Linked DNA regions of Homo sapiens: region 1 is linked to region 2. A link is an interaction called in ENCODE POLR2A ChIA-PET data of the cell type or tissue named here. Cell type or tissue: PC-3. All regions are shown on one strand. Each heading gives the region's core, and the rest is flanking DNA. Links, peaks and the distances in the headings are about the cores only. Region 1 overlaps LOC105378250 (a long non-coding RNA gene). Region 2 holds the start of HOXC13 (homeobox C13).

The links. Peaks named below come from ENCODE experiments on the same cell type or tissue, not always from the same donor. Only the 100,000 strongest peaks of a DNase experiment are listed, where the experiment ranks them.
Region 1: POLR2A ChIA-PET joins it to region 2 with 5 read pairs; 4 of 35 experiments call an interaction of 5 or more read pairs at or near these places.

Annotation. Positions count from the first base shown.
Region 1 is chr12:53,818,819-53,834,171 of GRCh38, forward strand. The region is part of intron 1 of LOC105378250 (a long non-coding RNA gene); the gene reads left to right. Among named protein-coding and RNA genes, the nearest start is that of CISTR, 75 kb to the left of the region's middle. In PC-3, for the core only: no CTCF peak of the experiment used is centred there; a DNase peak (open chromatin) is centred at 6,793; H3K27ac peaks cover 3,171 bases.
Region 2 is chr12:53,926,549-53,941,901 of GRCh38, forward strand. HOXC13 (homeobox C13) reads left to right here and starts at 12,283. Exons shown (of 2, transcript NM_017410.3): 1 at 12,283-13,094. The coding sequence starts at 12,359. It overlaps HOXC13-AS (HOXC13 antisense RNA), which reads right to left and starts at 13,095. Exons shown (of 3, transcript NR_047507.1): 1 at 12,923-13,095; 2 at 10,617-10,809; 3 at 8,780-9,821. RefSeq lists an enhancer at 1,455-2,292. In PC-3, for the core only: no CTCF peak of the experiment used is centred there; a DNase peak (open chromatin) is centred at 12,103; H3K4me3 peaks cover 3,002 bases.

The sequences.
Region 1 (15,353 bases), core at 4,884-8,883, 110 kb before region 2:
TTGGGTGCTGATGGGATGCTAACAAGGTTCTTTTTACTGTTTGCCATCCTCCCTCCACAGCTGGACAGGTAGCACTGCAGAAGCTCAGTAAATTCTGAAATACTCACTCTCTAGGGGGTGAAGTGACTCTGAAGAGTGTAGAATGACAGAAGCGAGAAGCCAGGGCTAGAGGATAGCCACCTCATTTGTGTCTTCTGTGTCTAGAATTGAAAGGAGAGAGGAGTGCTGGGTGCAGGAGAACTTGAAAAAAACAATTTTGCAGAAGGGCTTGAAAAAACCAATTTTATATGTAGGCATGAGAAGAAAAGGAAAGGAGTTCTAACCACAGCTGCTCAGAAATAATATTAAATTTGTAGAAGAGATAGGAAGCATGACAAACCAAGGAAGTGGTAGAGGCACCTTCTCTGCAGAGTTTTAAATGAAGAAAGAGGAGGACCATTGCAGGGGCAGAAGGATCACCCAGGATAACCTTAAGGACTCTGAGGTCCTGAGTGAACAAATCCACAGGGCACAACCACATTCCACTTTTCTACCTGAAAGGGGTGAGGTTTATGTTCTGGGCTTTAGTCTCTAATAACCGTGGATGGTAGCAATGTATTTTGAGGGGGTAACAATGGACTTGCCGCTCCATTCCTCCTGCAAGCACTGGGGTGGCGCGGATGGGCAGGAGGATCACAGGCAGAGAGAATGGAGCCTCAAGTGCCTATTTCCCAGCTTGTCCTTGTCCTAAGCACCTTTACTCTGGGAACAAACACCATTTCTTTACCATCTCCACAAACACAATCATCTTCCTTGGGAAGGAAAAAAGTCACAGATTTTTGTTGAAAAGTCATTTTGTCTTGTTCTCCTGGGAAGTTATGTTTACTTCCTGAAAAATCTAACCCAGACAGGAGAGATGCTCTTTTATGTTTAAAGGCCTGAAATGAAGATGTCACATACTCTAGCATTAACATTCTTACCTTAACCACAGAGACTGTCCTCTTTTCCCTTGCTTTTAAAACCACAAATTTGGACAGTGCCATCTTCACTCACATCTACGCTGGATCAGTTATTATCGTCCCAGTCTACAGGTCCCTGGGGTTTGGTCTATAGCTCTGCATTGTTTGCTGCCAAAAGTGCCTGTTATGGCACAACCCTATCTTTACTAAAATGCAAAAAACTAGCCAGGCATGGTGGCGTGTACCTGTAGTCCCAGCTACTCAGGAGGCTGAGGCGGGGGAATCGCATGAACCTGGGAGGTGGAGGTTGCAGTGAGCCGAGATGGCGCCATTGTACTCCAGCCTGGCAACAGAGCAAGACTTCATCTCAAAAAAACCCAAAAAAACAAAAACAAACAAAACAAAAACAAAAACAAAAAAAAAGGTGCCTGTTATTTAGATAATAAAATAAAAGTGCCTGTTATTTAGATAATTTTACCCACTCTGAATTATGTGCTATTTACTACAATTGCTAGAGGTCTAGAAAAGTGTTTTTTAAAAGTCACATGGCTTTGATAAAAGGGTATCAGTAAGAAAGTAGTGATTTATATGGAGAAGAGAAAGGTCAGGAATGGAGGAGGGAGAGAGAGGAAACAGGGAGAAAAGAAACTGCTGATCAATGAATTTAAAGTATTGCAAGCTCAAGAACAGGAGAATAGTGACCTTTCCTGAGGCCAGAAGAGAAACAACTGGGACTGTAAACATGAAGGGTTAGGATTAGACTAAAGGAAGCACTGCCTTACTGGGGAGTCAAATGAGGCTACTGTTGAGAAAGACTGGAATCTACTGTTCTTGGAAATTCTATGCAAAGGAACCGTGAAAGTGTAGGGGGAGCCAGGGTAGAAAGGACTGACTGCAATAATCCTTTGCCACTCTCCTCCCTGGCTGTTTCCTGCCCTCCCTTATCTGGCAGGACTGTCCAATCCTGCTCTCTGAATCAGATTTGATGACTCAACACTGACCAATTAGGCGTTAACACATCTATCTCTTGGGCTATCTAGCCATCTTTATGGAGAACAGGATCTTAAATCTCTGCTCATCGGGACAGCCAGAGGCTTTGCCTAAATGGTGGAAAGAGCTGTAGACATTTTTCATAATTATAATGACTTTTTACAGGGAGAGCCATAACTCCTGCTCCATAACTCCAGGGTGAGAGAAGAGCCCATTTCAGATTCTGTGATGTGGGGAATGGAGCCATCTGATGGCTGTCTTCTCTAGGCAGTCTTTGCTTTCCTAATATGAACAACTTCTGGGAGCAAAATTCACAAAGGAGGATAAGACTGTTTCTATTCTAGGAGCCCTTCCACTGAGATGAGACAGGCTGTAGTCTCTAGAGGCATACAGTGAGTGACAAAAGGTCAAGAAATCAATGAGTAGTACATGGCCTGGCTAAGCTCTAAATATCTGTGTGTGGGAAAAGGCATTTTAGTTATGGAAGGCTTCCTGGAGGAGGCAAATAAGGAGCTGAAAAGGAGGAGGTCATTCTTAGATAGAGTAAATGACTTTTTTTTTTCTTTTTAGAGACAGGGTCTCACTCTGCCACTCAGCCTGAAATGCAGTGACGTGATCATAGCTCACTGCAGCCTCGAGTTCCTGGGCTCAAGCAATGGAAATAGCCTTTGGGTAGAGGAAGGTGATTTTGAGATGTTGACCATCTTAGGAGCATAGATCTCATTATGAATCATCTAGAGTCTTGCCATTTTAGTTTTCCAGTTGATTAATTAGCTCATATTACTGTCACTCTCTCCTAATGATCCCCTACGGTACACCTCCAGCTTTATAAGAACTTCATGACACCCTACAAATCAGGCCGGAGATCTCCTATTTTACTACTACTCTGCTTGTTCCACTCCTGTTCAATAACTTTTTGGTCTATTTCCTCTTCCCCTATAATGCTGAACATTGTTCCAAATTGCACTTCAGGCCTTGATTTCAATTACTAGATCCTCAAACTACTAGATCCTCAAACTACTAGATTGTCTTTTTCTCATCCTTCCAGCAATGTGCTGTTTCCTTATGATACCTAAGCAACTCTCATGGGCCAATAAGTGTGTCAAAATGTTAATGATCAGCAAACTCTGTTCTTTCCCAAGCCAAGTACCTCTGAGCCTTATCTTGTCTGATGTCTTTCTTTGGCTAATGGTATAGCATTAATGGTCTTCAACTTTCTTGTGTTAATCTTACTGATGTGTGTTTCAGTCCAGGAGTTCCTGGAAGCAAGGCCTGTGTTTGCACTTTTTGCTTTATTCCACACCTCTCATAGCACACTTTAGACCCCGAATTCATATTTTCCAAGTTGCTAGAGGTGAACAATTAGCTAGATAATTTGATCTGTGTAGATAACTTTTGTTTTTCTGAAGCATGTTTGAAGAGTTAAAATATGCATATTATTGCTTCTATAACCTCCTCCTCCTCCTCCTTCTTCTCCCTCCTCCTCCTCCCTCTTCTTCTTCCTCCGCTGCTTCTTCTTCTTCTTCTTCTTCTTTCTCCTCCTCCTCTTCCTTCTCCTTTTTTCAGACAGGTCTCATTCTATCACCCAGACTGGAGCACAGTGGTGTGATCATAGCTCACTGCAACCTGGACTCCTGGGTTCAAGTGATCCTCCTACCTCAGCCTCCCAAGTAGCTGGGACTATAGGTGCACACCAAAATGCCTGGATAATTTTTTTTTTTAATACTGAGCCTCACTCTGTTGCCCAGGCTGGAGTGAAATGGCAGGATCTCAGCTCACTGCAACCTCTGCCTCCCTGGTTCAAGCAATTCTCCTGCCTCAACCTCCCAAGTAGCTGGGATTACAGGTGCACACCACCATGCCCGGCTAATTTTTGTATTTTTAGTGGAGATGGGGTTTCGCCATGTTGCCCAGGCTGGTCTCGAACTCCTGACCTCAGGTGATCCGCCTGCCTCGGCCTCCCAAAGTGCTGGGATTACAGGTGCAAGCCACCATACCTAGCTTCCTGGATAATTTAAATTTTTTTTTTATTTTTAGTAGAGACAAGGTCTTACTGTATTACCCAGGCTGGTCTCAAACTCCTTGGCTCAAGTGATCTTCCAGCTTTGGCCCCCCGAAGTTCTGGAGTTATAGGCATGAGCCACCACACCCAGCCTGTAATCCTCTGTGGCTAAGTAGACACAATGTGATGAGGATATGTATATCATAGAAATTGATCTTTGATATTCTTCTAAAAGTCTTTCTTTGTTCAAAACACAGAAAGGATGACTTGTTGTGCTTCATTGATTTATTCAACAAATTGCCTTATTTTTATTGCTACTATTCTGGACAAGGGATGCAAAAATGAAGAAGATAAGGTCTTTACCTTTTAGGTGCTTTCAGGTTGGTGGGAAGATAAAGAAGTAAACCAGAATTTACAATAGAGCATGAGAAGAGCTGTGACAGAGGAGTGCCTAGGGTACTGGGATAAAGCAGTAGACACCTAACTCTGGTGCAGGGAGATGTCATTTATGGGCCCAGCCAGCAGCAGGGGAGAGTGGTTGTGACAGCATCAGACTAAGGCTAGCCACTAGGAAGACCTTCTCAGTTAGATTGTGATTTCTCAATCTATGCATTCATGCACAGAATGGTCACACGCTAAGTACTATGTGCCAGTCACTACGCTAGCTCTTATTTAGAGTGGTGGACAGAGAATACAATATGCTAAAGGCTGGGGTAGAAGCTGACACTATCTCAATTAAAGCCAGTTGAAATGTTATGCTGCTCAGAATGTGGAAGAGGAAAAAGGAGGATAATTTCAATGACTTACCCTCTTACTCCTTTCAAGTCTGTGAATAGGTTGATACAAATTCCGCTGCGCAGTTTATTTATCATCTGGAATCCCAGCAGTTGAAGGATCCGGAATATATCAAACTTCCTAGGTCTCTGTTTGGACACCCTTCCTAGTTCAGGAAGCAATTAGTCTGAGAGAGACAGAAGTGAGAGTGTAGGAGCAGAATATATATCCTTTTAAAATAATTTAGTAACAACTCTAGGTAAGTGACCAATAATTTATAGAGTCTATTCTTTTTATAGAGATATTTCCTTGCTGCTCAACCAGCGAGCTTGCTGGGTTTAGAGGATTAATCTTTGACGTAGTAAATATGCTCAAGTTGTAATTCAGTCTCAGGGATAAAGGGAACTTAGACTTGTCTTGTATAAGGGAAAAAATATTAAATGGATTTGTTGAGGACCCGCCGTGGTAGTCCTTATTGTCTCTTGTACCTCAGCATTGCAGCTTTGGAACTGCAAGGGACCTTATTAATCTTCTCATACAATGTCCTTATTTTACAGATGAGGAGACTGAGATTTATGGTACATGAGGTGGTGGCAGATCCAGGGCTGAAACCCGTGTCTCTTGACTCACACTTTTGAAACTGCACTGTGCTACTGCGCATCACAAACTCTAGCCTCACTTGCAAGGCTCCCCTTAACCGCCTTCCCCTCGGTTCTTTTCTGTCCCTTCCTGTTGTCTATTTTCGGCAAACTGAGCTCCTCCCTGGCCTCCTGTCCATGCCACACGTTTTCTGCCTCTGAAACCTCCTGTAAGCACTCCCCCTCCTCAGGCTGGATTGCCTTTACTTTTCTCTCCCTTCTGCTCCTTGCTTCCTCTCCAACCCAATTCCACACTCCCTCTTGCAGGAAACCTTCCCAAAATAACCCCTTCTTACTTGGAATATTTCTTGACTCTGCATCTTTTCAGCCCCATTGTTGGTTTATACTTGCTGCTGCTTTATTGCTTAATAAGCATTTTGAAGTCTTTTTTTTTTTTTTTTGAGACAGAGTTTCACTCTTGTTGCCCAGGCTGGAGTGCAATGGTGCAATCTCGGCTCACCGCAACCTCCTCCTCCCAGGTTCAAGCAATTCTCCTGCCTCAGTCTCCTGAGTAGCTGGGATTACAGGCATGCACCACCATGCCCGGCTAATTTTGTATTTTTAGTAGAGACGAGGTTTCTCCATGTTGTTCAGGCTGGTCTAGAATTCCCCACCTCAGGTGATCCGCCTGTCTTGGCCGCTGAAAGTGCTGGGATTACAGGTGTGAGCCACTGTGCCCGGCCTCTGAAGTCATTTTTTAGATATTTGTGTTCTGTCAATTTACTTAGATGAGGAACTTCTTAAGGGGAAGGCCCCTCAGAACACACACGGGGAGCTTATACTGCTGCCTGACTAGAGCTAGACCTGGGATAGTCTGAGAAAGTTCAAATGACCTCTGCATTTCAGGAAAGAAAAGAAGACTGTCAACTTAGGGGTAGTGGGAATGCTGATCCCATTTAGAGGCAGTTGGCACCTATTTGAAATTCCTTCTTATGGTTATTTCCAGTCCTGGGATTCTGTAACCCTATGAACCAACTTGGTTATGCCCTTGCCTGATCTTGATGCTATTACCAATTTTGTGGCCTGTATTAAATAATAAGACATCCCATAACTAGTAGGTGGCAGATTGGTGTGTCCACTGCAGGTTATAAAATAAAAAACTAGCTTGGTGGAGGGACCTTCCTATGTGTAATGCATTGTTAGGTAGAGCACCTGGCTGCCCAATGGATAACCTCAGTTGCTGCCTGGAGGCCTCTACCTCGGGGAAGGGAGGCCTTGAGAGCCATTTTGACCCAAGTTCAAATTCTCTAGAACAAACAAGCCGATCTCTTGCTCCAAGCTCCAGTCAAAGAGGCTCCAGTGTGTTTATTGACTCTTGCATGACCCTGCCCTGGAGAACAAACAAACAGCTCAACCTGACTCATTCCCTCCACCAACTATACTCAGGTCCATTGCTGGGGTTTGCCAGAAAAATCCCTCAGGCCCTGTGGAAAATTAGAGAGCCAAAGGTTAGGGCTCTCTGGTCATATATTCCTACTCTTTCTTCCCATAGAACGTTAACCCTCCCTGGAGGTGCAGAAGACTAGCAGTGACTTCCAATTCATTTGACTTGGGCCCTCTCCATTGCTTGAGGCAAATCAGCTTGCTTCACTGATTCATTCATTTGACAAATATTTATTGAACACCTGCTATATGTGAGGCTCTCCTCTCTTAGGATGGGAGCTTACTGATTTTTGCTATGGAGAATGCTGATGCTTCCATCTTTATTTATTTATTTACTTATTTATTTATTTATTTATTTGAGACAGAGTCTCGCTCTGTCAACCAGGCTGGAGTGCAATGGTGCGATCTCGGCTCACTGTAACCTCCACCTCCTGGGTTCCAGTGATTCTCCTGCCTCAGCCTCCCAAATAGGTGGGACTACAGGTGTGCGCCACCATGCCTGGTTAATTTTTGTTTTTAGTAGAGACGGGGTTTTGCCATGTTGGCCAGGCTGGTCTTGAACTCCTGACCTCAGGTGATTGCCCCCCTTGGCCTCCCAAAGTGCTGGGAATACAGGTGTGAGCCATTGCGCCCAGCCCAATGCTTCCATCTTTTAACTAAAAGGTTTGAAGTACCCTTTTCCAGACATCTTGTAAGAATAACAATACATTTTCTCTCCCTTACCACCATTGGAAGAACTTAGTTCTGAACCCAAACCATCTCCTTTCATTAAGCCTTTGGTGGATCATTTTTACTCTTGGGATTTCATCAAGCCCTGCTCCCCATTTTCCCTCACAGAAGAGGAGGCAGCCTCTTGCGCGTGTATGTGTGCTCAGCTTATTCCTTCTCAATGATTTTTAAAAAGAAGGAACCCAACTCAGCCCCTCCTCCTTGTTGTGTTTAAGGGAGTGCTGTTTCCTAAACTGTGTAATCCTCAAAGCACTGAGGTTTCACCTAATGTTAATAAGGGTTTCTTGAAAAAGCATTGAATCAGGTCATTTTAGGAGACAGTGAATGAGACAAAATTAAAATCTTAAGCAGCAGGGCTTCTCAGAACCTTTAACATATTAATATTCATTTGAAATCTCAAGAGGGAGACATCATTTGCAATATTTTCCAAATTATTAGACCATGGAAGCCACTTTTAAAGGAAAACCTCTTATTCGTTCTTGGGACATTAGCATTCCATTAAATTCAGTTTGAGAAATGCTGATGTAGTAGCAGGAATATTGAATTAAGAGACAGGAACCTGAACTTGCATCCCTCTTTGACACTCAGTTTTGTGACTCTGGAAAAATCACTTCTCCTCTATGGACCTCCATTTCTTTACCTGGAAAATGAGAAGGCTGAATTAAATTATCCTTCAGTCCTCTTCTAGTTCTGTACAAAGGCATCCACAGGTAGGCCCAATCTCCTAAGAACCAGAAACAAAATCTTAGGTGGATATCTTGACATACCAGTAAAGGATATACAAATAATACAATAAAGCTTTAAACCAATCTGTGACTAAAGAGAGCTGGAGTAAATGCATTTTACAAGAAAGGAAAGATATTTGTGGAAAGAAAATATGGTTGTTCCATATGCAGCTGAATGTCTTAAGGGAAAGATCTGAGAAGGCTGCTTGGAAGAGGAGCATTGGTATCAAGAGAAGAGAGCATACTCTCTGCTGACAGGAGTGGGTGTGGAGAGGTGGGGTATCCCTGGTTTATGGGGCAAACTACTTGGTTGATAATTCAAAGAGAGTTGAAGAAAGTTCATCTGGGAATTGTGATGGAATAACCCAGATCCTGGGAGTCAATAAAGGTAAAGGAGCTTGACCTGGAGCACCTAGGAAGGTGGGTCAGTGCATATTTCATTCCCAGTCATCTGTGGTGAGGTCAAGGCTCCAGGGTGCTTACAAAAGACATGTGCATATGTGGATGGCCTTGGAGACAGACAGGTTCCCTAGTGGGTGGCCCAAACCTCTTGCCTCTTCTTGCATTGTGTGTGATGGGCTAGAGCTCTAGATTAAATCCATGCCTATGAGCACTGTCACTAAGAGAAGATAAGAACTATGAGCAGAGATGCTTATCTTTATAGCTATTCTGGTTTGATTTATATATATATATATTGTGTGTGTGTATGTGTGTGTGTGTGTGTGTGTGTGTTGGGTCTATATGCACCTATGTGTATGAATGTGTTTTTATGTAAGTGTGCGCTTGGACATGTATGTGAAAATGTGACCATGTTTTATATGTATATATGGGTCTGCAAAGTGCTTATATGTCTACCTAGGCTGTGTCTGTGGTAAAAAAAAAGTGAGGTTTAATTTTATGTATGTGTGTAAAATGGTGTGTACACTACATGTGCATATGGATAGTGGTCTAGTTTATATATTTGAGGCATGTATTAATATTATATTCACATTCATATTTATGTGCGAATGTTTATATGTATTTATATGTCTGTATCTTAGGTTGCATCTTTTTGAACTACTTATTTTTATATTTCTTTGTATTTAGGGGTGGGATTGTTTCCTGAATTCAAAAAGTGTTTATTGAGAGCCTACTATGTGCAGGGTATATTCCTATGTATGTATGTGGGGTGTGCCTAAGTCTATAAATATGCTTGGAAGGTACACATGCCCTTATGTATATGCCATCAAGTTCATTAAATGCTTAAGTGTATACTGATATCCTCACCTATCTAATTTTTTTTTTTTTTTTTGAGATGGAGTCTTGCACTGTCGCCTGGGCTAGAGTGCAATGGCACGATCTTGGCTCACTGCAACCTCCGCCTCCCAGGTTCAAGAGATTCTCCTGCCTCAGCCTCCCAAGTAGCTGGGATTACAGGCACCTGCCACCACACTCGGCTAAGTTTTTGTATTTTCAGTAGAAACGGGGCTTCACTGTGTTGGCCAGGCTGTTTTCAAACTCCTGACCTCATGATCCACCCGCCTTGGCCTCCCAAAGTGCTGGGATTATAGGCGTGAGCAACCGCGCCTGGCTACCTATCTAATTTTTAAATCCTCTATTAAATGTCATCACTGTAATCTCTTCCTAATTATTTTTTGGAAGAAGCAGGAGATAACTAAAAAGATTGAGTATGAGCATGTGTATGCATCTAATGCAGGTATGTCTGTGTGACGTAAGATTGTGCCCTCTTTATTTTTTCATTTATTTTCATTTTCGACCTCCTGCTAGATCTTTGTGCCATCTCACTCTAAGCACTTCTTGCTCCCTTACAGCTTGGAAAAATACCTAAGACACTCATTCACCACTATGAATGAATGCCTTGTTTTCTCTTCCTGGTGTGTCCAACCCAGGAAGAAAGGATGAGAGACAGTTAACAACTGATATTAAGCTCTAGCTGTCTAAGAAAATTTTTCTTTTTGCCTCTCCCTGGCCCTATCTTGTCTATCCTTCAACCAGTTCTCCTAATCCCTCGAAAGAGAGACACAGGTTTTCTTTTCCCCAGAGAAACCAGAGGGAGAGGAAGAGAGATTTTACTCCAAGGGAATCTGCTCCCATTTTATGGGGTTTGTCAATAATGTTCCTTCATTAAGATAGCATCTCAGAATGAAAGAGGCCTCTGCTCTTCGTGAAAAGAGTTGTTTTTTCTTAAGGGGGGAGTGTAGGGGGCATTAAATAAACCTGTTTGTTAAAAAAGTACCTTTGCAGCAGGAAATGTGTTATTATTGTAATTGTCTGATGCTAATTATACTTATTACTATAATAACCATTTTGTTGTAACAAATGATGTAATCCTCTTCATTTCTGTCACTGCCAGAGGCAGAAGTGAGTGGAGTGTCTATAGCAAGAGGGGGTACTGGGGGGTGTTCTTGGTGGGGAGGTGCAGTCAGGCCTAGTGAAGGTGGGGAGCATGTGCTGGTGGCTGGCTTTGCTGCTGAGGAGGTGGGAGATGCAGGGCAGAAGATACCTAGACTGTTTCACTCCCCAAGCCTGCTTTTCTCTGGAACTCCGTTCTAGGGCCTTTCCTGAAAGCATTTACTCATTCAGTCAGACCTCCGTTTATTAACTCAACAAGCACTCATTTAGTACCTGCTGTGTTCCATATGTTAGAGTCAGCCCTAGTGATATAGAGTAAACCAGATAGGATTTTTACTGCTGAGATGTTCACAGTCTAGTGGTGGAAAGTGTTTGTAAGCTTGCAAACATTATTTTCAGTGCACTAGAATAAGTGTGGTATAGAGTATTTAGAGTGCTATGAGTATATGCATAGAAGAGGTGACTTATTCTGGGTACAGAAGCCTGAAAAGCTGGATCTTTTGGAGGAACACTAGGAGTTTGCAGCACAGAGAAGGGAGTTAGCATGTCCAGGGAGAAGGAACTATATTACTAAAGGTATGGAGGCATGATAAAGGCTATTTGTTTTTGTTAATATTAATAATAATTAAAAAATGATAAAAATAGCTCATATTCATATCATACACTGTTCTAGGAACTTGCATGTGTTGATTCACTTAATCTTCACAACAATGCTATGTAGTTGCTCTGTAGTGAAAATTAAGTGATCAATAGATGCAAAGTGCTTAGAACAGTGCCTGATATGAATAAGCTATTTTTATTATTGTTTTGTTATTACTATTTAACATATGCAAAAACAGAGACTTAGGTTGAGTAACTTGCCCTGTTTCACATATACAGTAAGCAACAGAGCTTAGGTTTGAATCCCAGTTCTGAGTAGAGCTCCAGTTTTCAGCCACTCTTGTAGTTAGGATATGGAGTGCATGCTAGGGAGGGGTGGTAATTTGTAATGAGACTGCCAAATAGTTTGGGGCTAGAGTGTAAATGGCCTTGTATACCATTAGAGGTTTTTAAACAGAGGAGTAACAAGATAGGACCTGCATTTTAGAAAGGCAATTCCCCAAAACTAGGACTGTGTGGACAACAGGCCCACTGGATCTTCCCATCTCAAAGTGAAGCTGAGGGTTCAGCTTCTAAAATAGCCAGCTCTTGGTCATCGCATTCAGCTCCACAGTTGATCCAGCCAACTGAGCTGCAGAGCTGCTCTAGCTGGCTGCCTATGAGAAGTGGAAGGAAAGAGAATTGGAGCAACTATCAGGTTAATAAACTCTGTGGAGAGAGCCAAACCAAATTTCCAAGGCCCCACGATTAGTTTGTCTAAATGAAGCACAACAACATAATGCTGATAGGCCTGACTTCCTTTAGTGTTAATGGACCTTACAGATCTTCTCTAACTTCTGGGCTGTGGCCTTGTCTGTCTTGTTTACCACAATATCTCTAGTACCAGCAGAGGGCCTGCCAATGGTACATGTTGATAAATCTATGATATGAATGACCAGTCACTTGTCCTGGAGCTCTGGGTACCCCAAGCTTGGCTGAATGCTCCCACAATTGAGTCATTATTAATTAAAGAAGTAGGCCAGGCACGGTGGCCCACACCTGTAATCCCAGCACGTTGGGAGGCCGAGGTGGGTGGATCACGAGGTCAAGAGATCGAGACCATCCTGGCCAACATGGTGAAACCCCATCTCTACTAAAAATACAAAAATTAGCTGGGCATGGTGGCATGTGCCTGTAGTCCCAGGTACCTGGGAGGCTGAGGCAGAAGAATTGCTTGAACCCGGGAGGCAGAGGTTGCAGTGAGCTGAGATTGCGCCACTGCACTCCAGCTTGGTGATAGAGCGAGACTCCGTCTCAAAAAAAAAAAAAAATTCCTCCTGTTGTCAGTGCCCTTCTCTCCATTCCACCACACACACACAAACATATATTCTCCCCACTTATCACTTCGAGGTCTGTCTTTTCACCATAAAGGAGTGCATCAAAGATAATATTAATAATGGCTAGTAGTCACTGAATGCCTACCAGTGCCAGGCATTGTTCTAAGCCTTTCATGTGTTAACTAAGGTCTTACAGCAATTGGATGAGGAGATACTATTATCATTCCCGCTTTATAGATCAGGAAACTGAGCTATGAAGAAGTCAAATAACTTGCTCAAGGTCACACAGCTGTTAACTAGTAAACCCTTATCCTCTTCATTAATGCATTGAAATATTAATAAGCATGCAAATCAGCTGAAGCCTTGTTAAAGTGCATATTCTGATTCAGTGACTCTATAGTGGGGTCTGAAAATTCTGCATGTTTAGTAAGCCTCCAAGTGATGCCAATGCTCTCCGTCCATGAGTACATCTTGCTCAGTGAGGCTCTGTAGTGTGTTTGCAAGCTCTTTGTACCAACCATTTTCTGACTCCTGTTGTCATTAGCTATCAGAGTTATTTCCTGACTTGATATGACATTTGTTTAAAAGAAGAAACTGACACCTATGGTGTCATGGTATACAAGGCCATTTACACTATGGCCACTGGCCAGTTATTTTGAATGAATGTCTTTGGTGCAAAGAACTGATCCTAAGCAAAGGGAGGGCGGCTCTAGTCTTAATGGCTTTGAGCCCAGCTCATACTGCAGGCCCTGATCATGTCTACTGGTTGATGGCCACTGGGGGAGTCTCCCCTACTTTTATTCCATTGAGGCCACTAATTGAATTAGCCCTAGGTATTTAGGGTGAAGGTGTCCTCACTTCAAGGCTCCCGTGATAGACCATTGATTAGCTGTGCCTCTGGAATTCCCAAGCTCAAATGTCTGGAATTCTTTGCTCCTTCCAAATGCAGAGTTAGTAAGAGAAGGTAGGAAGACATATGAGGGCAAAGCTCCATGAAAAGAGTAGATTAATACATTTACTAACAAGTATATTTGAGGCCCTGATATTACAATGAAATTATTTTATCCTAACCCCCAGGTCTCAGGTGAGCTGCAGGAATAATGGAGTCAACTCTCATTCAATGTCTTTTCCTAATCAAGACTGCCTTCTCCTTTATTCCCCAGCAAGGTGTACTTATGAGACATAATTTCTAAGACAATTCTGAAGGTAGATGCACATTTTTGGAACATTAAAAAAAAGCCTACATTAAAAAGTCCCAAATAAATAATTTTCATTTTTTAAAAACTGACTTGACAAGAACTGTGTCACAGCCCTCCCACGTTAGCCCAGAAAACTTGGAGTTGACCACAACCATTCTGATGGGAAGCTGCATCTCTAAGGTCCTTTCTCACTTTAAGATTCTCTGATTCCATTCCAATCAGGTCTAGGGCTCTGGTACTCAAGAGAAGCTGTTAAGACCCCTGGGGGCAGTCATAGCTCCCAGACAGCTTGGGTTTTCTCTTGGAAAAACTTTAGGCAGTTCAACTCTTAGAGAGAAGGAACTCCCAGTGGGGGAAGTACAGAGCTTGGTATTGTGGGGTTTCTCTCCTCCTTTCCATTTCTTCTTGTCCCACGGCTATCCTTACAATCAAGAGCAGTGTCATTACCTGTCCAGCTAGCACTAGCCACCTGAGTGAGTGTTTAATCTTCAGACCCTTCCTCATTTCTCCCATTGAAGTTAAAAAAAGCAAAACAAAACAACTAGGTTTTAAATTTTAAAGTACCTATTATGAATAACACATTGGTCTAGTTGCTATGGAATGTACAAAAATGAATGAGATGTAACATTTTTTTAAGACAGGGAAAATGGCATGTGAAGATGAAGGCAAGGGCCCAGGTAATGTGTTTACAAGCCAAGGAACACCAAAGATTCCCAGCAGAGCACCAGAAGCTAGGGGAGAGGCACGGGACGGGTTTTCCCTCACAGCCCTCAGAAGGAATCAACCCTCCTGACACTGTGGTCTTGGACTTCCAGCCTCCAGAATGGAGAGACAATAAATTTCTCTTGCTTAAGCCACTTAATTTGTGATACTTTGTTACAACAGTTCTAGCAGGTTAGTAAAGATGCTAACTGTATAAAGGCAGAAAGAAAAAAAAAAGAATAGCCTAGTAGAGTAAACAGTTACGAACTGGAATATGTTCTATGTGATAGGTACAGAATCTTATGGAGATTCAAAGAAGCAAGAACAAGTAAAATAATGTACATGAAAGAAAATTTTTAAAGCTGTCAATACTGTGTAAATATAAATTTCTAACTTCCTCAAGCAAGGAAAAGAGAACAAGGTTGGGAATCAGGAGGCCTGACCCTAGACCAGGGGTTGGCAAACTAAAGCCCAAGCTTGTTTTTATACAACCCTCAAGCTAAGAATGGTTGTAACATTTTTAAAAGGGTTGTATTAAACAATAACAGCAACAACAAAGAGAAATATACAACAGAGACTGAATGCTGCTTGCAAAGCCTAAAATACTTACTGTCTGGTCCTTTATAGAGAAAGTTTGCCAACCTCCTGATCTAGACAAGATTTTGCCATAACTGTGTGACTACTGACAAATCTGGCTGAGGAATTGGACCTTATCCAGTAAGTAATGGTGTTCATCAAGTGGATAAGATGGCTAGATCTATTGGTAGTAGGAGGATGAACTGGAATGGGAATCATGCATAGAAATGTCTAGGAGGCAATTTAAAATTCTAATCTAGAAAGCCAGGAGAGATGTAAATTTGGGAATCATTAGCACACATTCAGGGCTTGACAATAGAATGGATGAAAGCACCCAAGGACAAGACCAAAGATGGAAACTTGGGCATGCCCACTTTAAGGGAAGGAGAATAGAACAAAAGAAGAGTGAAAGAGACTGAGAAAAACTGA
Region 2 (15,353 bases), core at 10,595-14,594:
ATGGATGGCGGGGAGAAAAAAAGGGACTGGGAGAGAAAAGGATTTCTGTGAAAGAGCAGAGCAAAGGTAGCCATGCTCAGCTGCCTCTTGAAGATAAGGAAGGCTCCTGTAGCTTGACTACTGAGACCTACTCGCAGGAGATTTGTTCCTTCCCCCAATGGAACTTCTCATCCCTTGTGTAATGAATATGCACCTGAAACTCCTAGGTCTCAGAGAGCCTGAAAGTGAACACGACCCTAAAATATCCGAGCTACTGAAAACAATCTGGTAAAATGTGCCACTGGACACAGAAGCCAGTAAAATCCATGAAGGCAGAAGAATTGCCTGGCCCTTCAACCCCAAATAAAATAAACATATTTCACATCTTATTAATTCCAAAACTGGATTCAATTTTTTAAAGTGCCGCATTCTGGTGAGATCAGAAGACACATCTGGCAAGAATGAGGTCATTACAAGAAGAGTTTGACTATTTCTAATAATCATTAAAAAACACCCGCCGCCCTTGGATTCTCACTCGGGGTGGGGAGCGAAGAGCTTTGCAGGACCCATCAAGGAAAGCAAAGATTCTGGCAACACAATTCCCCCTGTTAACTATATTCCCGGCCTCTAGGTCGCTATTTAAACTAAAAGGGCGTCTCCATTCTCCCCCAGAGGTACCGTTCTACAGCCACACTCACTACTTTATCCATGTCTGTGTGCAGTGAGCATTTTTCTGTTCTTCTAGTTTCACTGGAGTTTTATTTTATGCACCCTTCCCCTGCCCCATTTCTTGAGACCAGCTGGACCGCATGCTGGAAAAACAAAACAGGAGAGAGGGGAAGGTCCCTCAGATTCCAAAGCAGAACACAACCAAGGCTTCCTAAGTAAATGAAAAGGACTTGGAGAAGACATAACACTTCAGTGTAGACACTTAAGTTGAAATTTCTGCCCTGTCGTTCCAATGCCATGATGGAGAAGGACCCCTAAAATCGCCTTTGGCGTGTGCAGCTCGAGCGTTACAACGATGCAAAGTGCGGTCTTTGGAGGATGCGGGAGTCGGTAACCCCTCAATTCACTCTCGCCGTTCCTTCTCTCCAGTCTGCGCGAAAGCCAGGTCCGAGGGCTTCGAAGATCTGGGGGACCCGAGCTGCGCACAGTGGCGGGAAACGAGCGGGCTCAGCTGGCCGGGCCGCGTCCCCTAGCCACCGCCCGCCCGCCCGCTGCTTTGGCCTCCGGAGAAGCCTGGAGAGGGGCCTGCGCCTCTTGAAAAATGGCTTTTGGGGGCGGTAGGTCTCGGGAGGGCGACTGGGGAAAGTGACTTGCCGCGGCTTCGAGTAGAGACGTTGGTGCGGGACCCAACTCCTGGGGAAGGCGGGGAGCGCTGGGCGGATGCCTGGCCCTAGTGCGGCGCCAACACATACAAGTTCCGCTGTGAATGTTTGAAAGTGTAAGTTTCTCTCGGATTGATTTTTTTTTCCTTTAAATGTATCCCCTTCAAAAAAAAAAAAAAACAAACAAACAAAAAAAAAAAAAACAAAGACGTGGACAGGCAGGCGCCACCCGGTCTGGGAGCTGAGGTTCGTGACTGCTGCCGATTTCGTTTGGTTCAAGTTGAGAAAATAAGGGTCTCCCCGTCCCAGGCTGGGAGCGTGGGGACTTCCGTCTCTGGACTGTGCAAACCGTCTGGGGCTGCCTCCCAGACTGGCATGCTCTCCCCGCCCCCTGAAACCTAGGGAAGGTTTCCTGGAGGCACTGGACTCCAGATCCCTGCAGGGCGGGACGGAGAAAAAGCCCTGAATACCACTGCCCACACCCCTCCAAGTCGGGAGCCCCCACGCGCCAGTCGAGCCTACGCAGCTGTGGGGTGGGAAGGAGAAGACAAGTCCTCCGCCAAGAACTCCCCCACGCAGCTCCTGCCATTCCCTCCGCCTGATTTCTGCTGGAGGAGGTCGTCAGTTTGCAGGGGCAGAATACGAAGCCTCCGGGGAATTAGACAAGACAATATTCCTGAGCTCTTTGAACGGCCCAGGTAGAGAAGAAAATTAAACAATGTAACTCATCTCTCTGCAAGTAAAGATCTAGAGCGAGATTAAGACCCTCATCCCCGGCTTTTCCTCTGAAGCTCCCCCAGAATAAGCCCGCAGGTTAGAGCTGGCTAGGTCAGGGAGTGCAAGAAGAGGTGCCTTTCGACATGGAGAAAGAGTACTCTCCCCCACAGATTTTGATACTTGATGCTGAAGCTACCAAGTAAAGGTTGAAGAAATGTTGGAGAGGGAGGTGCGGCGGGTGGGGATGTTCCTTACTGTCCTAGGTATTTGTAACCAAGGTAGATTTTGAAGTTATTACAAACATGTTCCCTGTTCAAATAGCATGGACCCCATTCTCCAGGCTCCACTGTGTGAGGCGGGTTTACAGCCTCAAGGTTCTCCCTGAGGTTGGGGATAGGGAATAACGCTAATCCTGCATTATAAAAAATAAAATAAAATAAAATAAAAATCCTGAAAGCTTAATTATCGAATAATTCAGATAAGTCCTCCTCCCGTCACTCACCTTTCGATTATTTGAATAATTCAGGAAAATGCAAATTCTGATTGTTTGTGGAGACTCATCATCGCTGGACAGTAAAAAGAGAGAGAAACAAGGAAAATCTAATAGAGAACAGCGCTCCAAGATGGTGAAATGGGTCTTCTGTGCATTTTTCCTTGTGTAGAAAGATAGAGTTGCCTTCCTGGGCATTATTTCCTGGAAGATATTGTATCTGTTGTGATAAAATGTAGAGTTAGATCAAGTCACCAAAATGCATATATGTGTGTGTGTATATATGTGTGTATATACATGAGAGAGAGAGAAGAGGGAACAAACATGGGTTTCTACTTGTGTCTATGAAAAATTTTATTTCTTGGCAGAAAGAATATTTGGGCTCCATTTTGTTTGTTTGTTCTTTGTTTTTTTCCAAGAAGATCATAGCTGGGTAGGACCAGTCTCCTCCACATAGTTTTTAAGCTGAATATGCACTTGCAAAGTGAAGTTGGGGCATCACCCACATAGCCTTCAGGTGGAAACTCGACTTGAAACTGCAAATTCAGATTTGTCTTCCAGGTGTACTGGCAGAGCATCTGAGATCCCCTGTTGGCTTCACAGCCTGAGGAGTGAGCCCAGAGAAGCCAGGAGACTGCAGTGGGTGTCTCCGGACCTTGCAAAGAACTCACTTTCCTAAAGGCTGAACTCAGAGCTAGACATCCTGAAGGATCAAGTCATCAAGGATCAAGGAGCAGTCATGTTTGACGGGGAGAGGGTTGGTTGGGCTTTCTTCTTCCCAGGATTAACCACATTTGGGAAACTTTTTTCAAGGGTGAGGGTGAGGCTAAACTTTGAAAGGTAGTGAATCCGCTTTTCTTATTGGTAATATTTGGAAGGAAAAATTCACCACTGTTTATGACCTTGCCCCTACTACTTAAAGTACAGAGCATTTTAAAGATAAGACTTAAAATAGGAAATTTGTAGACCCCAGTGCACCAAGTTTAGAAGTAGATTTGAAACATGACCAACTGTGAGTGCATGTTGTCATTGTAGGCTTCTGTATAAGACATAACCATGCCATTTCATATGTATTATATTCAGCAAATGACAACAAATACACAGCCACATCAAAATTAATAATAAGATTCCTGAGAGCTGAATAGTTTGCTTTCTTCCTTTGCCGTTATTCCAGCTAAGATTAACCAGCTTTTCAGAAGTCTATTATCATGGTTTCTTTCCCTTTGGTTCCCAGCCCTTGCCCACCACCTCCTACTTCCCCACATTTCTTTTTGAGCCCGAGATTCACTCAACCTTCTTTGACAAATCTTTATAGGTGTATGATTATCTTTGTCACACTTTCCTACCCCAAAACTGGGCATAAACCACAGAAAATAGTCTTTTTATTCCTTTGTTTCCCCATTTGGGAGGACCCCTTTCCACAGGGACCTGTGAGGGGAGAAGAAAGGGAAGGCTGATTCTTGGTTCACACAAGCATGCTCATGAATGCCCAGGCCCTAGGGTGAGTCCGCTGTCTACCCACACACTCAGAGCTCTCCAGGAACTTACTTGAGTCTCTCCTACCCCCACAAATAAATGTACCCACCTGTGTGCTCAGCAATAGGTGCACATAACGTGCACACAGGGCATCAGTCAGGATTGCGTGTGTGACTATGCCTGCCCCACTGGACCTGCTCTGGCGCCAGGTAGTGTCGCGGGCGCTTCCTAGTGCGGGCACTCATCCTGCCGCTCTCCGGTCGGCCATTTATTGTCTTGTGGGGAAGGGCTTTCGCCAAGAAACTTGGTCTGGGTTAGTGAAATAAAATACTAAACAATTACTATATGTAAAATTTTAAAACCAGCATATTAAAATAAACTAAGGAACTCTCTGTCGTGGGAGAAATCCACAGGAAAAGGAAGAGAAGGAGTTAGATGCTGGCGCCGAGTTCCTGGCGGAGCCAGGCGGCGGTGACTCCTCAGGCTGAGCGGAATCGCCATCCAGGCGCCGGAAACGACCCGAATCCCAAAATCCGTGGAAGAAAATTGCGCTGAAAGAACAGAGCCAACGCCCCCGTCCTGCCAAGTTTGGCGAGACGGCAAGTTGGCTTCAGGAGCACAATGCCGCTAAATGATGCCTAAGAGAAAAATTCTCCCAGAGAATTGTCTGGGAGCAACAGCAAAGACATGGTGTTTTTATTCTCTTAGACATGGTGTTTTTATTATCTATTAAAAATACAACTCTAAAAAGCATCTCTGCACTTACATATACCTACATACCATTTCCGTTTAATGGCTGACTGCATTAGAAAACAACATGAATGGAAATGCATTAACAAAGCATCTGTACTAATACACATCTTTACCCACAGAACTATACGTTGGTCAAGCCTCCCCCCATCTCAGCATGAGCATAAACACAATTAAAGCCTTTAAGCTTTTTCATTAAACATAACTATGTTGTCATATTCAAAGAATATATTATTTTTTAAAAATTGTAAGATTGTTATATGGATAATAAGGTAATCCTAATTATATGGATATGGGTATCTGAGGACACATTTCTTATGTTAATATTTATCTGAAGTTCCTATAACACCAAACAAAACATGTATTACATACTTTCTTGTCTAGAAATAAGTCTATAATAGATAAGAGGAATAAATCTGTATTTCTTCTTTGGAGGGAAATTCATTAATAAGCCAAGCACTGAAAAGAGAGCTACAAGTGCTTTAAATCACAAATACAGGCTATAGCAGACTATTCTCCCAAGGCCTTGGAGTAGGAGAAGAATTGCACAAGGTCCCCTCTTTTTGGGCTTTAAGAAATGCAGCTCTGCAAACTTGAGGATGTTCTTCTTTCCCAGCTATTTGCTTATAGTGGTTAAGCCTAAGGAGAGATGACTGCCTTTGAATAGAGCAGTTGGGTCTTTCCCAAGCTCACAGTCTAACAATGTTTTCTTCCTTTTCAGGTCCACCTCACCAGCCTGCCCCAACCAGCACCCCTGTTACAACACCCACAAATGTCTCCATACTACACAAGCACAATGCATACTTGTTTTAACACATGTTCCACAGCATGTGCACTGTCCAAAAACCAGGACTTAGCAATCATGTTCCGCGGAAATGCTAAAGACTATCAAATTTGAGGTGTCTGGGGTGGTCTCTTTGCCTTGAAAGATATTTCCTCTGATCTGAGTTAAATTTTTTTCTGACTATGCAGGTGATACATAATTCCAATATTTTGGAAAAGGAAAAATGAATGCCCCCATTCTCCTTTCTAGTTCCTTAGACTTCATCAGCTTTGCTGCATGTACAAGGCAACACGACGGCTAAGATTTAAAAAGTGCCTCTAAATACTCCCTGAAGGGGGGAAATTTGGATGAGAGGGAGGAGGCAGTGAGGGAGGGAAAGTTTAACACTCCCCAACCCCAAGGATATCAGAGTGATAGTTTCCCTCCAGTCACCAAAACTGTACCAAATTATATATGTTTAGGATGATTTAATTAATTACTACCAGCAAGAATCTTGTCCCAGATACCCAAATATACAAGCTCCCTTCTACCTTTTTGTTCCATAGATCCCAGTCAAGGTTAGTCATTTTAGCAAAAAGGTGTTTCTTTCCCCCTTTAGTTGAGCCTTGGGTCTCTCTTCCCTCTCTTTTGGAAGTGGAGGGGTTAAATTTTCTTTCTTTTGATGAGGCATCTTTTGAAAATCCTTTAATTTCTTGTGTTCTGCTCAGTGATTTTCATATTAGAATGTGCTTTGGCTGCAACTGCTGAGGTGTCTGGTCATGGAGAGAGCTAGGCTGTGATCCATCTAGGATATAATTTTTCCTCTTTCCTGTGATGAAATATATATATATATTCCTTCCATTATCTCCCTTTTAGGACCCCACCAAATTCCAGTTCCCACACCATGGTGGGACTAAGGAGGCCCCTCACCTCATAAGAGGTGAAATGCTCGGCCCTTCAGCTATGCCTTTTGTATTTGGTCATTCTTTGGGACAGGTTAACCAGTGCACTTTGACCCAGAAGAATGCCGTATTGAGGCCCATCCCCTCCCTGCCCTAAGAAAAATGTTATTTTCCATATCTGTTTTTAAAGTAACTGGAAATCTTTTAAAAGAAGGAAAAAAAGATTGGCTGGTCTGCCTCCCTTCTAGGAGCCTCAAGCCTAAACTTTAAAAGGTGAAGGTAATGATCGAAAGTGATAAATACCTTTTCCAGGCATTCGGTTTGTTGGCTTTCTGACCAAAAGGGGCTTTTGTTAGGTCTGTACGAGGAAGCCAAATTCAGCCCCCAGCAAATACTCCTCCACCTCTTCCCCATCCCCCCTCAGCTCTCTTGTCTAATTTGAAAATGAACTTGGACTTCCCTCTCAGACAGGCCCTAAAACCGAGAGAGATTTTACTTGTCTGTTTCTGAAGGGCTTCCTAAAAGGGGAAGGGTGTTTAGTGGGAAGGGAAGGGGACAGGAGGCCTTTTCCCCCAGTAGAGGACAGGGTGGGGGTAGGGGATGTAGTGAAGCCAGAAGGCGGGAGGAGATACTTTGTTAATTTCTTAACTCTGTGTTTATTCCCTGAACTTCTTTTGTCAATGAAAGGTAAGAGTAGGGAGGGGGCCAAGTGACAGACTGAGATATTGCCCAAAAAGAAAAGGGGGTGGATGGGGTAAGGGCTAGAAAAGGGCTGAGGAAGGAGGGGATGAGGAAGGTTGGGGAAGGGGCTCTGTGATGAGCTTGGCAGGGCTAGGAGCGCGGGGAAGCTGTGAAAGAAAGAGGACTGGGGTTAGGGACTCCAGAAGCCTCCAGAGGAGGCATTCTGACAGTTCTCCATGGAAGGGGCCACTTGACGTCCCCCGACCAAACCCAGTACACCACCAAGCAGAGTCTGCAGCTGGGGGCATCCTGGAGGAGAAACCAGGAGAAGATTTGTGATAGCCTAAACTTGGACCCCCTGTATGGATCCCTGCAGAGCCAGAGAGGAAAAGGTCTTCCGGGTGACCCCAAACCTTAGCCAGCACTGCAAGTCCTAACTAGGCAGCAGAGAGGAATGGATTTCCCTGATATCTATCACAGGAAAATAAGTGGGGCCTGGAGGTAGGCAAGTTTGGGTTTAAGAGCGGAAAACTCTGAAACAAGGAGCAAAGTGATGCTTCAGCTACCCTGGTCCCATCTTCCCTCAAGCTGGGGGCCTAGGGAGGGAGAACACTAAAGGTGGAAGATGCCAGGATGGCAGCTGCTGTCCAGGAGGTGAGTTCCCAAGCTAGTAGAAGAGGCCTAGTTGCCATTTTCAGAGGCTGGGCTGTGGGAGTAGAGAGATCAAAGTAGAGCAGGTTCCAGAGGGATCCAGGAGCCTGGGAGGAGGCATCCATGTCTGCAGGGTCCATGGCTGCAGGGACGAAGGGACCTCCTGGAGCCCAGAGAAGTGGAGGGAACGGAAAAAGGAGGGGAGGGTATTGGGCAGGTCCAGGGAGCTGCAGGATCAGCCAGTTTTCTTTCCTTCTCTACCAATATCACCCTCTGCAGCCCATCAGGAATTTTCTCCAAGCATGTGGGAGGGTCTTCCCACACTGACACACCCTCAAGGGTATACCCCCTCATATGCCCTTTCTGAACCCCCAATCCCTTCCTATAAGTGGCCTCTCTCAAACATCCCTTTCTTGGCTAGCTCAGGCCCTGTCTTCCTCTATCCTCCACAAATCTCCTCTTCCATCGGCAGCCTGAACCTTGGACAGGAAAGGGCCCCCAAACCCTTTGCCTGCCCTATAAGGCCCCAAGTCTGGGCCAGAATCCAGACCCCATGGTGGTGAGGCTCTTTGTTCTCCTACAGCCTCAACCCACCCCCACCTTTTTTAAAACTGGAATTTCTCCCATTAAAAGCGGGTTGGGGGAGCAGGAGCTTCAGCGCTTTAAGCTCCCCCCCGCCCCCCGCCCATATGGAGGAAACAGAGAAAAGGGCTGCAGGGAGAGAAATCATCTGACACCTAATTTTCAGAGGAGAAAATCTGGGCATTGAATAAGGGACACAGAAACGCCATTTCTTTCATCCTTTTCCCTAGCCTAGCATTGAAGCTACACCCAGCCCTCAAATGTGTGCATCAGGCTTGCACCCTCCGCTTGCAAATGTTGCTAAGTTACACCTCTGACTTCGTCTTAGATACAGTGGGGCATGAATTCCACCCCTCGACTTCAAAAAGACACAGACATCTGCTTCTTCATTTTTCTATATTTTCCTGGGGGATGTCTTTGTAAGTAGCGTAGGAAGAACATGTAAATTAAAAGTGTATACAGACAGACAAGCAGAGACCTTTATTTGCATACAGAGGATTTAGGCAGAGAGCTGGGTATCTTTAGGAACTCATTTGGGCTGTGTCCACAAGGCCGTGTGCTGAAACGGTGCAGGCAGCCTGCACCCATCCCTAAACTCACAGGCACGCAAGCGCACGCGCACACGCACATACACAGACGCTTCCCGTGAAAAAGCATATTAAATATCTCCTTTCTGTGTTGGATCATTTAAAAGAAAACATTTCAGAGTTGAACTTAGCCGAGAGCTTGGTTCATGAGCTGTAGCTGAGGGCAGAGTGGCTTCTGCCGCTCCGCGGTTGTAGAAGTCCCTTTGAAAAAGCAGCCGAGAGCAGAGCCGGGGCTTCCCGACGAGGCTGAGGAGCCGTTTTCCATTTTCCTTTCGTATAATTAAATGCTCCGTCTTTCTCCGCATACCAGCAGCTGGATTTTCTCTAAACTTCATCCACAGTCAAACCTCACTGCCTCATCCCCGAAGGCCGGCGGGGCGCGCCCGGGTGAGCACCGCAGCCGAGGGTTTCAGCGCCAGGCCCTGGAAAGGCTTTCTAGGGCGAGATCGCCTTGGAGATGTAATTACTACGTTTCTAGTGGTGCATATTCTCCTGGAGTGTTTAATTTGATTTTACTTGTGTCTCAGCGAGATCCACATTTTTTTTTCGGGGGAGGGGGAAGAAACCACCCCAGGCTTAAAGTTAATTAACCAGCAAGGCTTTACTTTCCACCGCCCTCCTGCAGGCTCTTGCCTCGGCGCCTCCCTTCCCGATCCCGGCTCGCCCCAGACTTGGAGACTGCGTTTGCAGGCGCGAAAGGTCTTGGGGAACCAAGCAAAAGAAGAGGGAATTGTTCAGAGCAAGCGGACTTCCCCAGCCGCCTTTAGCGCCCTTAGCCCAAACTTTCCCCTCCAGCCTTCCCACTCCTCCAAGTCGCTTTAGGGGCCTACAACTTCGGCTGGTCTTCTTGAGGAAGAGGACTATGGTTCCCTTTCTTTCTTCTCGCCACTAAATTTTGGCCGCATAGTGCTCCTAATAAATGGAATTGTAAAGTTGCCGGATTAATTAAATCTATATCTCATTGCAATAGGAATAGTTAATGCCCTCATATAAACCTGGAAAAGACCATACTATTAATTTTATTTATTGCTTGGCCGCCCTGCACCCAGATCCTTCACGCCGTTCTGGTTCCCACTCCCGCCATTCTGGTTCCTACTCCCAAAGGCTGGGGACGTGTCTTTGAGTCCTGGCCCGCGGAAAACGGGTCCGGCGTTGGGCCTGACCGGGGAGGGAGCCCCAAGAATGGGGTGGGCGTTTCAGGCCCTTTGTTTCTCCTGGCAGCCCTGCAGAACCCTGTCCACAGCGCCCCACTACTTCCACCTGGGAGCAGCACTTCACAGAAGGGGAGGCCAGGATCTGGGTTCCACTTCTACTACCCGCGGCTGGAAAAAGGCAGGCGTCTCCACCCACCCACCCCCACCAGCCAGGCCTTAGGCAAGGGGGCCAACGTCATACAACCCAGTCTAGACTTGGCCAGGCCCTGTTTGCTCTCCTCGTTTTACCTTGACCTTGGACTCCAGCAGCAGGATAAGCAGTTTCCTAGCAGAGCCGGCTCCCAGCAAGACCCTATCTTCCACTGGGCTCATCTCTCCCCGCCCCTCCCTCATTGCCCTCAATGCACACTCGAGCTGGTCTCCTTATGTCTTAACTCTCTTTCTGTTGTATTTTTCCTCCTAATGCCAGCCCAGCCCGCAGCCTGCTTTCTGAACTCTGAGCTGACCCTTCTGGATGAAGATCACGCAGATAAGAATTACTATCCTAACTCACCGATGTCCGGGTGCTCTCAACCGTCAAACACCACCTTCTCCCCACAAAGAGGAGGGAGGTGGCCCGAAGGGGTTTCTGCAGACCTGTCCATTTGCTCTCCACTTGAGGGGTGCAGTAGGTCTGGCTGAGCGAGGCGCTGCTCTGTGGCCATGGTCTGTGCGCTGGCTGCACACGAGCACTCAGCATTTAAAACCTGTGGCAGAGGGAGGAAAGAAGGAAACGCTGCAGCCCCTTTCCCCTCTTATTTTTCTCTCTTCATTACGATTTCTCAGGGAGGTCCTGTGCTGAAAGGGAACTTGACTCAATTCCACGGAGATGCTCCCTTAGAAAGGGGTGACTCTATTGAGGCTCCTGACAAGTTGGGAGATTGGGAGGAAAGAAGGGAGAGCTTTTGAAGAATCAGTAAGTTGGTGTTAATTTTTTCTTTGAAATAGGGGGCAGTTTTAGATCATGAAACTATTCCTCACTAAAAGAGGGTGACCTAAGAAAGCCGTGGGAGCTCCATTGCGGGTATTCAAACTGGGGACTGTGTCATGTGGCTTAACCCAGGCCCCTGAGGGCAGAGGTGGGTTCTGCAGGGTCCCCCAGAGTGGCGCCAGAGAGAGGTCCCTCCAAAGGTGTAGCACTGAATCTCCCCCATTTTCCACGTTTTCTTTTGTATACCTATAGAAAGCGCGCTCTCCTTCGCATCCAGGGCTTTTAGCTTTCCCAGGCTGAATCTTGCGCCCCCACCACCCGCATTTCTTTGAAAAACCTCACTCTGAGATTTTTTATTTCTATTACATATTGAAATATCAGTCTATTCTATTGCTTTTATTTCCCTCGTTTTATTCTTTCTCCATTTATTGCCGAGTATATTCCATTGCCTCTCGATCCCCTGCCCCAGGTGATGAATTCTGTATTTGGGGGTTGTCACACCCCTCTCCGCTTGAGAAAAATCCAGCGAGGTAAAGCAGAGTGTCCTTTTCAGACATCTAGAGTTTTGGGGAATGTGGCTGAAGGTAGGAAATGGAAACACAATCCCGGCATCAAAGGCTCGCTACGCAGCATCGGGTTCTTTCCAGCCGCGAGCGGAGGCGAGCTGCCAGGGCCAGAGCGCTCCTGACTGTTTTCTATTATCTTCATTTATTATTTTTTAAAACCTGGTTTCTTCCCCACCCTTAGCTTCAAGCCCCAATCCAGAGACTTCAGCAGTCACAGTGATCGGCTTGGCGGTAGGGGGTCTGTCTCTCCGGTGCACATCCTATGCCTAGGCGGAGGCGCCCAGTTACAGCGCTCTCCTCCCTACACCCCTTTGCGTCGGCCAAATTCAGCCTCCCCCCCCTCCCTCTCCCTCCCTGGGGCCTGCCGGGGGCGTCTCCCTGTCCCTTTAAATCTCCCAGCTCCCGCCTCCTTTGGCCTACCTGAGATCCAATCAGCACAGACTTTTTCCCTTTCGCCCCGCCCCACCTCGAGGGGAGGGAACCCCAGGAGACCTGGCCGGGGCATCACGTGCGCAGAGCGGGTCACGTGGGCGCGGGAGGGGTGCTGAGAGGTGGAGAGCGGGAGCCGGCGGATTTCTTAATGAAGTGTCTCCGCATGCGTAGAGGGAATGTAGGGAGGGAGGTGGAAGCACTAGGAGGAGGGGAGGGGTGGAGAGAAAAGAGGGGAGGGATGGGGGGAGGGGAAACAGGAGCGAGGTGTCTCCCTAGCTCGCTGCCTCTGGCAAGTGGAGTTTTTAAAAAGCTCCAGCAGATCATGTCATGACGACTTCGCTGCTCCTGCATCCACGCTGGCCGGAGAGCCTTATGTACGTCTATGAGGACAGCGCGGCGGAGAGCGGCATCGGCGGCGGCGGCGGAGGAGGAGGCGGCGGCACGGGCGGAGCGGGGGGTGGCTGCAGCGGAGCGAGCCCCGGCAAAGCCCCGAGCATGGATGGTCTGGGCAGCAGCTGCCCGGCCAGCCACTGCCGCGACCTGCTTCCGCACCCCGTGCTGGGCCGCCCGCCGGCTCCCCTGGGCGCCCCTCAGGGCGCCGTCTATACGGACATCCCGGCCCCGGAGGCGGCGCGCCAGTGTGCCCCGCCGCCCGCACCCCCCACCTCGTCCAGCGCCACCCTGGGCTACGGCTACCCCTTCGGGGGCAGCTACTACGGCTGCCGCCTGTCGCACAACGTGAACCTGCAGCAGAAGCCTTGCGCCTACCACCCGGGCGATAAATACCCGGAGCCGTCGGGCGCCCTGCCCGGTGACGACCTGTCCTCTAGGGCCAAGGAGTTCGCCTTCTACCCCAGCTTCGCCAGCTCCTACCAGGCGATGCCCGGCTACCTGGACGTGTCGGTGGTGCCCGGGATCAGCGGGCACCCGGAGCCGCGTCACGACGCCCTCATCCCCGTCGAAGGCTACCAGCACTGGGCTCTCTCCAATGGCTGGGACAGTCAGGTGTACTGCTCCAAGGAGCAGTCGCAGTCCGCCCACCTCTGGAAGTCTCCCTTCCCAGGTAAGGAAGGGACCCGAGCGCCGCCGCCGCCGGGGACCCCTCCCCGCCCTGCCTGCCCCGGGGCTCCGCGCCCCAACCACCCCCGCCGTCTGGCCCCGGCGCGCCCGCTCGGCTGGGCTGCCTATGGAGCCGGCCGGGCGAGCTGCACTGAGGAATGCGCCGGGGAAGAAATCTGCTCCGACACGTTCTCTGTAGCTGCCCGGCCGAGAATGAAGCAATCACAGGCGCCCGAAAGCCGGGCCGCCGGCTCTGCTCTGTCCGGTAGCTCGCCTCCGCCTCCCCTTGCAGGCTCCAGCCTCCCGCCGGGCTCTTGGCCCCTAAACCTGCTTCCGGCAAGGGATGGGGGCGGGGTGGGCCTATAGTGCCTTGGAATCCAGGACAAAACCCCCAACCCACCGAATAACTGGGGAGGGCGGAGAATAAGAACCCCCACTTTCTTTGACAGAATTCGCAGGATCGTTCAGGCACTAGACAGTATTTTTTAAATAGGGGACTAATTTGCTGGGGTCTACAGAAATGTGAGATTTATTTTTTTCCTTTCCTGACTTATTTTAAAAATCTGGCCACGAATTTCCTGATTGTTGAGGGAACAGAAGATCCAAAATCTCTGGAGAGGGAGTGGAGAGGAGGCTAGAATCCCTCCCCAGCATTGTAAAGTTTTCCTTGCCTCTTTGGTATATTGAGCTCAAACCTATAGACATTTCCACTGCCAACTCCCCCATATGTGGTCGAGAAAGAGAGTTAGTTATTGGTGCCCCAGACACAGAAAGAAGGGCGTGGGGATGAGAAATGGGAGAGGAAGACCTGTTCAAGACCTGTTCAGGGGCTTCTGGAGTCCAGACCCAGGCTGGGGACCCCTTGGTCTTGTCTGGCTAAGGATGGGAAGGGAGAATTCATTCCCCTCTTGTTCCGTCTCCAGTTGAAGAGAGAAAGGCTCCTGTAAATCCCACCGCTCTCCTTGCGGACAAGACCAGTCCCAGGTTTCCCAAAACCACACCAAGAGCTTTGGATCCTGCCTTGTGCTGAGAAATCAGGATTCCGGTCTAGGGAGTCCAGCATTTGAGTCTGTTCTCCCTGTAAGCAGAGCTCAGTGGGAGAGCGTTCTCCCTTCTGATACCTACAGAGGTCTTTGGGGGTGGGGGGCCCAGGGCAGCCACAGATGTCTCCCGACAGTGCCCAGCTCCCCGACCAGCTCCACGTGCCAAGCTCAGGGATGTTTTCCTTGGAAAGCATAGACCCAAAGACCTCCTAAGGGTGGGCCTGAAATTCCTCTGCATACGGAATTGGAAGAAGAGGTAGGTGGTTTAAAAAAAAATACTGAGTGATATTAGAGAGTGTAGCAAATAACATTCTTGTGAATATTATGAAATTACTTAGTATAACACAACTCAATACCAGGGTATGACCTACACTAGGCACCCTGACTTCTGATTGCCAGAATTAAGGATGGTGCAATTTTAGTACATGGTATTATGCATCACCTACCCTGTATTGGCTGTAATATTTTTATATAATATGATTTCTTTTATTAACTACCTAATATGAAATATACAATAATAGATTTCTAGAAAGACAATTCACATGTTCATAATACAGCAATGTATTTTAGAGAGATGGCCCTTTAATTCTCTATCTCACCAAAACACAAAGCTTCTTAGGAGATTGGGGTCCAGCAGGAATTCCTGGGGCAGGGAAGCCAATGGGCTATGCCAAGGGGCTAAGGGGTAAGGGATCAGGTGCCCACCAAACCCACTGTGGATTGGGGGCACAGGCCCAGAGCAATGTGCAATGGGTTTAGTGTGAAGAGGTAGAAGAGAAGGAGCTGTTCTATGTATGAATGTGGTGTGGAGTAGGGGTGAAGGATTGGAGAGAAGCTGAGAAATATCTTTGAGCAAAATAAACATCTCAAAGATTCCTAGGACACAAAACAAAACAAAACAAAACAAAACAAAACTCCACTAAAAATAAATACTTTTTTGATCACAGCCTCCTAGAGAAAAATATCTTTGAAATAAAAAAAGTATATCCCAATTGAGATTTAATACACTTGCAAATTATGGCATGGAAATGGATATAAAACCTAGCATGCCTCAGCAGCTATGTGCTCCCACAATCCCCGTGTGGAAATAGAATTGGGCTGATGTATCTCAGTGAGTGCAGAGGTACAGACAAGAGGCAGACGAATAAGAAATTATCTTCAGACACTCTCCATCTTTCTACCCACTCAGAGATCTTTTAGAAGTAGTGAGATTTCAAGAT